2 separate regions of the Mus musculus genome follow, and region 1 is linked to region 2. A link is a contact called in ENCODE Hi-C or POLR2A ChIA-PET data. All regions are on one chromosome and are shown on one strand. Each heading gives the region's core, a stretch centred on a gene start or an enhancer-like site at or near the end of the contact. The rest is flanking DNA. Distances are from core to core; before and after follow the strand shown.

Evidence for each region. Hi-C counts contacts between places; a loop is a spot of excess contacts on that map. ChIA-PET counts read pairs that join two places held with the same protein, here RNA polymerase II (POLR2A).
Region 1: POLR2A ChIA-PET joins it to region 2 with 14 read pairs in Patski. The contact joins the promoter of AI661453 here to the promoter of Guca1b in region 2. A Hi-C loop is called at or near these places in 1 of 37 maps with a recorded cell type or tissue (CH12.LX). POLR2A ChIA-PET finds 5 or more read pairs at or near these places in 3 of 5 experiments (Patski and embryonic stem cell).

The regions. Positions count from the first base shown.
Region 1 is chr17:47,433,693-47,438,544 of GRCm38, forward strand. It overlaps AI661453 (expressed sequence AI661453), which reads left to right and starts at 2,947. Exons shown (of 5, transcript NM_145489.2): 1 at 2,947-3,257. The coding sequence starts at 3,113. It also overlaps a transcript of 1700001C19Rik not described here.
Region 2 is chr17:47,382,831-47,387,449 of GRCm38, forward strand. It overlaps Guca1b (guanylate cyclase activator 1B), which reads left to right and starts at 2,563. Exons shown (of 4, transcript NM_146079.1): 1 at 2,563-2,866. The coding sequence starts at 2,660.

The DNA.
Region 1 (4,852 bases), core at 1,697-4,196, 51 kb after region 2:
TTGGTTTGGTTTTGTTTTTTTAAGATTTATTTATCTCTGTGAATATTGTATTTGCAGGTATGCCTGCATGACAGAAGAGGGCATCAGATCCCATTAAAGATGGCTGTGAGCCACCGTGTGGGTGCTGGGAATTGAACTCAGGACCTCTGGGAGAGCAGTCAGTGCTCTTGACTGCTGAGCCATCTCTCCAGCTCTGACTTTTTAAGTTTTAAAATTATATTTATTAGCTAGATATAGTGGTGTACCCCTTTAAACCCAGCAGTGGGGAGGCAGAGGCAGAAGGATCTCTGAGTTCCAGGCCAGCCTGGGCTATATAGAGCAAGTCAGGACTGAACTAAGAACTAAGTCAGCCTTGCACTAAGCTGCATCCCCATCTGACTTTTGATTTATCTTAAAGTTTTGAGATAGAGTCTTGCTAAGTTGCCTGGGCTAGTCTTGAACTCGCTATGTAACTCAGGCAGTTCTGAACTTGACGCCCTCTTACTTCAGCCTAAATAGATGAATTACGAGGCTGAACCACCAGGCTGGCTCCAAATATATTTTTTTAAGGTTTTATTCCTGGGGCTGGAGAGTTGGCTCTGAGGTTATGCATACTTGTTCCTGCAGAAGACTTGTTCAAGTCCTACCACCCTCACCCTCTGAGGGTACCAAGCAAGCACGTGTCACATGTGTACATGCAGATAAAACAGCCATACACATCTAATAATAAAAATTTAAAAGACTTTATTTATGCCTAGCCTGGTGGCACACACCTTTAATCTTCTGGAGGCAGAGGCAGGTGGGTCTCTGTAAACCCAAGGCCAACCACAGCTGTACAGTAAGACCCTATCTCAAAAAATATATCTTTAACTGGGCGTGGTGGCGCACGCCTTTAATCCCAGCACTCAGGAGACAGAGATAGGTGGATTTCTGAGTTTGAGACCAGCCTGGTCTACAAAGTAAGTTCCAGGACAGCCAGGGCTACACAGAGAAACCCTGCCTGGGGGAAAAAAAAAAAAAAAAAAAAAATATATATATATATATATATATATATATATATATATATATATATATAAAATTTTAATGTGTATGAGTATTTGCCTGTGTGTGTGCAGTGCACACATCTGATCCCCTGTAACCGGAACTACAGATCACTATCCACTGCCACGTGGTTGCTTGGAACTGAAAAGACAGCCAGGGCTCTTTACTTCTGAGCCATCTCCTCAGCCCCCCCAAATCTGGTTTCTAAAAATTACATTCATAGTCAGGCATGCAGTATACCTTTAATCCCAGTACTTGGGAGCAAAGGCAGGCAGATCTCTATGAATTTAAAGCCAGCTTGGTCTATATAGAAAGTTTCATGCCAGCCAGAGCTACAAAGTAACATTTTGTCTCAAAAGAATATTCCAGGAGAGAAGAATCTGGTGTCTATAAAATACCAAATTTTCTAGAGCTGTGTTCAGGGCATGACGTGGTCATTGTGTTCTGAAACAGACTACAATGTGGTTATCCATACAGGCTCAGGCCAATGAGATCAGTCAACTTTCTGATAGGCAGCACTAACTAGACCCAGTAGATTTAAAGGGGGGCGGGGAGGGATGATGAAGAGGAGAAAGGGATGGGAGGGAAGAGTGGGAGAGGGATAGCCTGCATGATATGCTCAAGACACATTGTTTATGTATGAAATTGCCAAAGACTAAATTTTATTTCATGAAATATACATTAAGATCGGGCTTGGTGGTCTGAGCATTTAATCCCAGCACTTGGGAGACAGAGTTGAGATAGTCATAAGTTCAAGTCCAGCCTGGTCTACAAATTTCAGGACAGCAATGGCTACATAATAGACAGACCCTGCCATACATAGATAGATAGATAGATAGATAGATGCATACATACATACATACATAATACATACATGTATGTATATGACATATATGGCAGGGTCTCTCTAATATACACACTATATAATGTATTAAATATATTATCTTTAATATATTAATAATATACACAATATAAATAATAAACAAGAAACAATATGAAATATATAAAATAATTATATATTGAATATGTTAAATATTTAATATATTAGTATATTAATATATATGGAGGCCTAACCATGAGGATAGTTTCTTCCTGTGTTCTCTAATGGTACAGAAACTAGCCGGGCGATGGTGGCACACGCCTTTAATCCCAGAACTTTCGAGGCAGAGGCAGGCAGATTTCTGAGTTTGAGGCCAGTCTGGTCTACAAAGTGAGTTCCAGGACAGCTAGGGCTATACAGAGGAACCCTGTCTCGAAAACAAAAACAAAACCAAAAACAAACGAACAAACAAACAAACAAAAAATGGTACAGAAATTAGCCGGGCGGTGGTGGCACAAGCCTTTAATCCCAGCACTCCTGTCTCGGAAAAACAAAAAAACAACAACAACAACAACAACAACAACAACAACAACAACAAAAAAAAAAAAAAAAGGAAAAAAAATGTGCAGAAATTTCTTAACTCTACCTGGCCTCTAACTTCCTGTGTATTCATCATTTGTATTCATCGAAGTCTCCCTCACACATGTCAGAGGGCCCACGGGATGCTCTGGGCCATGCTAGCTTGGCCAGGCAGGTACTTTTCTGGGATGCAAGTCATTTCTAAACTGTCCACCCTGATCTGCTCAGGAAGGGCTCACAGACTCAAGGAACTCGCCTTGGGCTTTTCCTGGTCCAGAAAAAAAAAAAAAAAAAAAAAAAAAGTGGGGGTGGATCGGGCGTGCCGGTAGGGAACCCGCGGCAGGGGGCGGCTCTGCTCCCCAGCAGGGCGTGGGCCGGGCGAGGTCCTCCGCGCAGCGCACGGTGCCAACAATAGGCTGTTGTGGAAGGAGGCAGGAATGTGGCCCGGGGAGTTGGGCGGCGGGGCGGGGCCGGCTCCGGGCGGCAGCCTCTTACCTGTCCAGGTAGCTCGCATTTCCAGGCGAGCGGCGGCGGCGCCCGCACCACCTGTCGCCGGGTGCGCGGGCGGGGAGCGCGGCTGGGGACCATGGCCTGCTAGTGTCCCCTGGGAAGACGCTGCGGGGTTCAGTCTGGAGCAGGACAGGCCTAGGGACGGAAGGTCCTTCCCTCGGGGACAGATCGGCCTGCAGCAGCATGAAAAAGAACCAGACCATGCAGGGCACTTTCAGCAAACTCTTTGGGAAGAAGCACGCCCACCCCTCCACCACGTCCCTCTACGCCACCAATCCACCCTGGATTTTCACCCACGAGGCCCAAGAGGAGGGAACCAGGGACTTTGGTGAGTGCACCCCGGCTGGGGGAAAAAAAAAAAAAAAAAACAAGGGAGAGTTCCCCGTGGCGCCTCTTCCCTCCTGGCTCTGGCGTCACTTGGGCGCTGGGAAAGCGGGCTGGGGCAGGGACACGTTGGAACCTGTGGACCGGCTGAGGAGATGCTGGGAAGGGGAAGGAGGCGCGGCAGCCCGAGTCAGAGAGGTGCAGGGAACCCCTGAAGTGAGGCCGCCGATCCTTGCCGCCCTCACCTGCCGTTCCCTGTCTCCCTTCATAACCTTTGGTAGGGTTTCTGTTTGTGTGGCTGTCTTTGCTGTGTCTCCTACCACATATCCGCATTCTGAGTCAGAGATCTAGACGTCTGTCCCTAGTCCTTTCCGCTTCCTCTGTCCCGCAGAGAGAGCCTGCCTCAGGTGCCCTTGCCGTTCGTTCTGTTTGAGAAAGGAAAGTCAGCGAGCAGGCCACTGTTAGCAGATTGCCAGCCATTTGCGACATCAAATTAGCTTTGTTTGGTTTGGTTGGGGGTGGGGAGGGAAGGGGGCTGAGTGTCACATGCTCTTGCCCAGGTCCTCTTGGATCTGGGTTGTCTATGGTCTCGGACTGAAGAGTCAGAGGTGGGACAGAGGAGAGTGCGGACCCTTTGAATCAAGGGTGGTGTGTCTTTGCAAACTACTGGAAATAAATTGGCCCTTCCCCAGCTCCGGCTATGGGACACTCCTATCTCTTTGTCAATCTCCAGTTTATACACTCTTAACTGGGGGGAACCCCGGGAAAATGGGGGAACGGTACTCACTTCTTGTTTTTGATCCATGCTTCTGGTGTCTGAAGTGGGAGACAGGGGTGTGTCACCAATCACTCCCTAGTTTTACCTGCCTTCCTCATCACCTTTATGGTACTTGGAGTTCTGTTCAACACCCAAATGATTACATTGGGGGCCAGGGCAAGAACAAGATGTCACCTTTCCCTGACCTAAAGATCTCTCACCAGCAGGCAAGCAAAACTAAGAGTATGCCCTCCTGCCCTTTGGGGGCCTCTGCTGGAAGACAGCCTTTAGGTGCATGAGAAAGAGAAGAGGCATTTCTGAGGGGAACCTAGCCTCAGAGTGGAGAGGGAAGGCTGTCTCTGACAGAGCACAGGTTTCAGTAATGGGGAAGAGAGCAGGACCAAGTGGGGGCGTGTCTAGGCAAAGAAGATACCAGTGCTGGCAAGTGAACCCTAAGTGTACTCTGGGATGCCCCAACACCTTCCTTGGCCTGAAGGAAGACATCAATAGCAAACTGTCACCCACCTTTCCTAGGTGCAAACTCTCCTAAAACGTTTGATCTTTGACTCACTGAGTCTCTGTCTAGTGTAAGATGCTATTATTGGCTTTCTGGATGAGGACGCCAAAGAACAGGGATGTTACAGACCTGGTCCAAGACCGCAAGATTTAAATGGTAGAGCTGCGATTTTCCCAGCGCATAGGAACAGATGCTCTTCAGTAGACACCTAACTCATGTAGCTGTCACCAGCAAGCAAGTGAGAGAATTTCCAGTACCCCAGAGTCTTGCTGGCAAGAGAGCCAACATCTGGACCCAGGCAGAGCCCGACTCTAGCAGGCTTTCT
Region 2 (4,619 bases), core at 1,313-3,812:
ACGGAGCGACAGGTTGCAAGCACAATGGGTTGGGGGATCACTGGATTGATGGAATTAGTGTAAGTGAGTGAAGAAGAGGAGGCACGAGACAGACAGTCGAAGGAGCATGGGGGAGCCCCATGCTTTCACACTGCAGGGTGTTTGGGAGCCCTGCGGGCCTTTCTGGAACAGTGCTAGGCTCCACCGGAGCTTCCTGAGCCAGCTTACTGGGAGTGGACGCCTGAGAAGTTCCATGAGTAACAAATTCCCAGAGATGGCTGCTGTTGGGACCATGGGTGAATGGGGGAGGTGGCCACGCTCTTTAGAGCTAAGTGGGTAGAGGGCAGAAAGGTGGCTCAGTAGGCAAAAGGGCTGGTTGGCACAAACCTGGTGTTCTGAGCTCAGGCTGGCTGCAGTGGTATGTATCTGCTTTCCCGGCACTAGGAGATGGGAAGACAGGAGAGTCTTCTAGAAATTTGCAGGGATAGGAAACAGAACAGCAGAAATAAGAGAGACCCTAAGTCAACGAGGTAAAGGGAGCAGACAACTCCTGCAAATGCCCTCTGACCTCTACGTGCACACGCTGTGTACATGTGTGCCTGTACTCACACAGACCCAAAAGAATTAGCTAAGCAAACAAAAAACAACCGAGGAAGCCAAGGGCCCATGAGTTGGCATGGGCAGGGCCAGTCATTCACTTGGCAGTCATGGGAATGCTGCCTGAGTCAGGGACATCCCTGTTGAAGGACAGAGAGGGAAAAAAGTAAAACAGCAAGGCATGGCTTCAAAGGGACAGACATTTACATTCTTCCTCATTTTTACTTAGGTGTGTGTGTTTGATGGTATGTATATCAGGTGCCTGCAGAAGCCAGAAGAGGCATTGGAGCCCCCTGAAACTGGAATCACAGGCAGTTAGTTGTAAACTGTTCAGTGTGGTTAATGGGAACCCAACTCAGTCTCTTCAGAAGAGTAGAAAGGACTCTTAACTACTGAGCCATCTTCTCCAGCCTTGGGGCAGGTGGTTTGAGGAGGGACAGGGGCCATTGCAGACAACAGTGGGGCACAAGGAAAGCACCAGCCCAAACCTCAGGCCCAGAGAAATGTGGGACATGGGAGAAAACGTGTCTAGTCCTGGAAAGGATGACAGTGGAGGTAGAGGCCTTACCTGGAGACTAATGGTGAGATTCAAAGGAATCAGGGTGTCAGGTGACAAAGATCACTGAGCCATGAGGTCAGGCCAATTCCACAATGAGCATCCATCCCAAGGACAGGCTCACAAGTGTGCACTACTTCACACGGCTTAAAAACCAACATAGGTTCTAATGGGCTGGAGGTATTGCTCAGTGGTTAGGAGCTTGTTCTGCTCTTGTAGAGGACCTGAGTTCCGATATGAGCACACATGTTAGGTGGTTCACAACTGCCTGTGACTCCAGCTCCAAGAGATCTACCGCCCTCTTCTGGCCTCAGTGGGCACTGCACTCTCATGAGCACAACCCTCACCATACACACACACATACATTTTTAAAATAATAAAAACACATTTTTAAAAAAAATAAAATAAGCACAAATGTTGGAGAGATGGCTCAATAATTAAAAAAACACTTGTTCTTGCAGAGTACCCAGATTCAGTTTCCAGCACCCACATGGTGACTCACAATGAATTAACTCCAGTCTGGGGGACCTGACAACCTCTTCTGGCCTCTATGAGCACTGCACACATGTGATGCTACACACACACACACACACACACACACACACACACACTTCTTTACATAAAATAAAAATAAGATCTAGCCAAGCATGGTAGGAAACACCTTTAATCCCAGCACCCAGCATTTGAGAGTTAGAGACGACAGGTAGATCTCTGTGAGTTCAAGGCCTTTCTGGTCTACATAGTGAATTCAAGGCTAGCCAGAACTGCAACGTGAGAACCTGTCTCAAAAAATGAAATCTAAAAGATAGCATAAATATCTACTTTGGTTGTTTTTGTTATTGATGCGGTGGGAGTGGGAGTGTCCCCCTGTGTCAACAGGGCAACCCAGAGTGGTTTTGAACTCGAGACCCTTCTGCTTCTCCAGTGCTGGGATTATAGTCATGAGCAATGAATATGTACTTGATTCAGCATGTAATAACTATGTGCTTGGTCAACCTAGTGAATGTGTAACCGCTGCTTAAAGCAAGGTCATGTGGCCTTTAGTATCAGAGCCCTTGCAGACACTGTGGACCACTCTCCTGGGTCCTGCCCGCGGGTTAGTGCTCAGGAGTGGATGGGAGCAATCACGGAGAGAAGGGCTGGAGAGACGCATCTGTCCTTCAAGATTCAGGCATGGTCTGTAAGGGAGCTGCAGACACTGGTGGACCAAGAGCCCTGCCCCCACCCCACCCCATCCCCCAGGCTCTTACCCTCATAGCCTGCCTCTCACTGGACCTGTGGAGGGGCGAGGCAGAGGAAGCTTAGCTTTCTGGAGGTCAGACCTCCCCAGGAATCTCCTAATGGTCTTTACACCGCTAAGCTGCCCGGGGTCTGCCCCTCCCTTCTGGAGGTCCCTTCACAACCAATCAAGTTCAGTTTCCCCGAGACAGTGAAAGGGCTGCTCAGACCAAGGAGAGAGGAGCCTAAGGTCAGCGGAGGACTTGGAGGAGGTAGCGGGCCTGGCTGAGTCTCTTTCTAAAAGCCGGGATGGGGCAGCAGCTGAGCTGGGAAGAGGCGGAGGCGGCCGGGGAGATGGATGTGGCGGAGTTGCAGGAGTGGTACAAGAAGTTTGTCGTGGAGTGTCCCAGTGGGACGCTCTTCATGCACGAGTTCAAGCGCTTCTTCAAGGTCACGGGCAATGAGGAGGCCAGCCAGTATGTAGAGAGCATGTTCCGAGCCTTCGACAAGAATGGGGTAAGGAACCCAGCAGGGGAGGACCTGTGACCCACCCGTTCAGTGAGACTACAGTTCCGCTCAGCTGCCCTCCTCTCCATCCCTCCTGCCCCCACCCTCCCCGCCGCCCTCCATCATTCGTCCCTCCCTTCTTCTTACTGGCTCCTCACATCTTCCTGAGGGCCGAAGGTCACTGGCACACAGTCTGGGTTTTCTCTGGGCTTTTTAGGCCAAGGCTTTGCAGCAAAAGGACATGCTTTTACAAACCCGATAGAACCTCTGCTGCTCTCAGTACAAGGGAGAGAGAGATCCCAAAGCTCTCTTATCTCAGATCAAGAGCACCTTGCCAGGATCCTTCAGATGGCGGCTGCTCCGTTCTTCCCTCTGGGGGATGCTGGCAGGGGCTTCACTTGCCTGGGAGGAGAGTGGATAGTTGCAAAAGCACTTTCAAGTTTTTAAAAAATATATATGGAAGGGATAGCTGACAGTGTGTGTGTGTGTGTGTGTGTGTGTGTGTGTGTGTGTGTGTGTGTGTGTGTGTGTCTGTGAAGTTGTATAGGTACCCATGGAGGCCAGAAGGGGGCATCAGATACATCAGAGCTAGTTACACATATTTTCAAGCTACCCAATGTAGGGTGGGTGGGTTCCAAACACCAGTCCTCAGATAGACCAGTAAGTACTCTTAATTAACTACTGAGCCTTCTCCTCCATGCTTTAAGTCATGGGGAATTGCACAAATCAAATGCCTTCCAGTGGCACCGGCAGCCAAAAGGCACTGAATTACTTAATGCACAGATAATAATTGTGTGTGTGTGTGTGTGTGAGAGAGAGAGAGAGAGAGAGAGAGAGAGAGAGAGAGAGAGAGAGAGCATGCATCCTTCACGAATGGAGGGGTACACTTGTATGCATACGGAGACCAGAGATTGACCTCAGGTGTCAGTCCCTAGGGCGCAGCCAGCCTGTTTCTGTGACACCATCTCATTACCTAGAGCTCCAACCCCCTCCTGTGTCTATTCTCTCAGCACAGAGACAAACAGTAAGTAGGTGCCACTACAGACAGTGTTTGCAATGATTTTAAATCATATATAGGTGTGTGCATGTGCATGCAGTGCCTGAGGGGACCACAAGAGGGCAGTGTGGTTCCCATGAAACTGGGGTTTACAGGTGGTTATGAACTGCCCGCAGAGGTGCTGAGAAGAGAATTAAGCACCTGCCCTAACTGCTAAGCCTCCAGCCCTGCACCCCGCACCCCCACACCCAGCCTTTGATGTAGGAGCTAGGGAAGGAACTCAGGTCTTCACACTGGCATGGCCAGCGTCTAGTGGACGGAGCCACCTCCCCATTCCTAACTCATGGCAATGCCTTTGAGAAGCCCAGGTCCCTGTTCTCAGCGTCTCTCACTGTCTTCCCAAGTAGCTTGCTTCTCTCTTAATCCTAGGGCGTAAAATCTGTATTCAAATCTCTTAGACTTGAGCTTTGCTTCAGAGAAGTATTTTAATTCAGGGGCTGACGGCATGGCTGAGTGGTTAAGAGCACTTGCTGCCAGCACTCACATGATAGCTCATGACCATCTGTAATCCAGTTCCAGGGCATTCAGAGCCCACTTCTGACCTCCACAGGTACCAGGCACTCTTGTGGTACACATGTGTGCCGGCAAAACAGTTGCACACATAAAATAAAAAAATTAAAAAAAAAAAGAATTATATGGGAAAAAGGGCCTCATTTAAGAGTTTGTCTGGGCCAGTGTCCTGCAGTCCTTTTTATGGTATTGTGT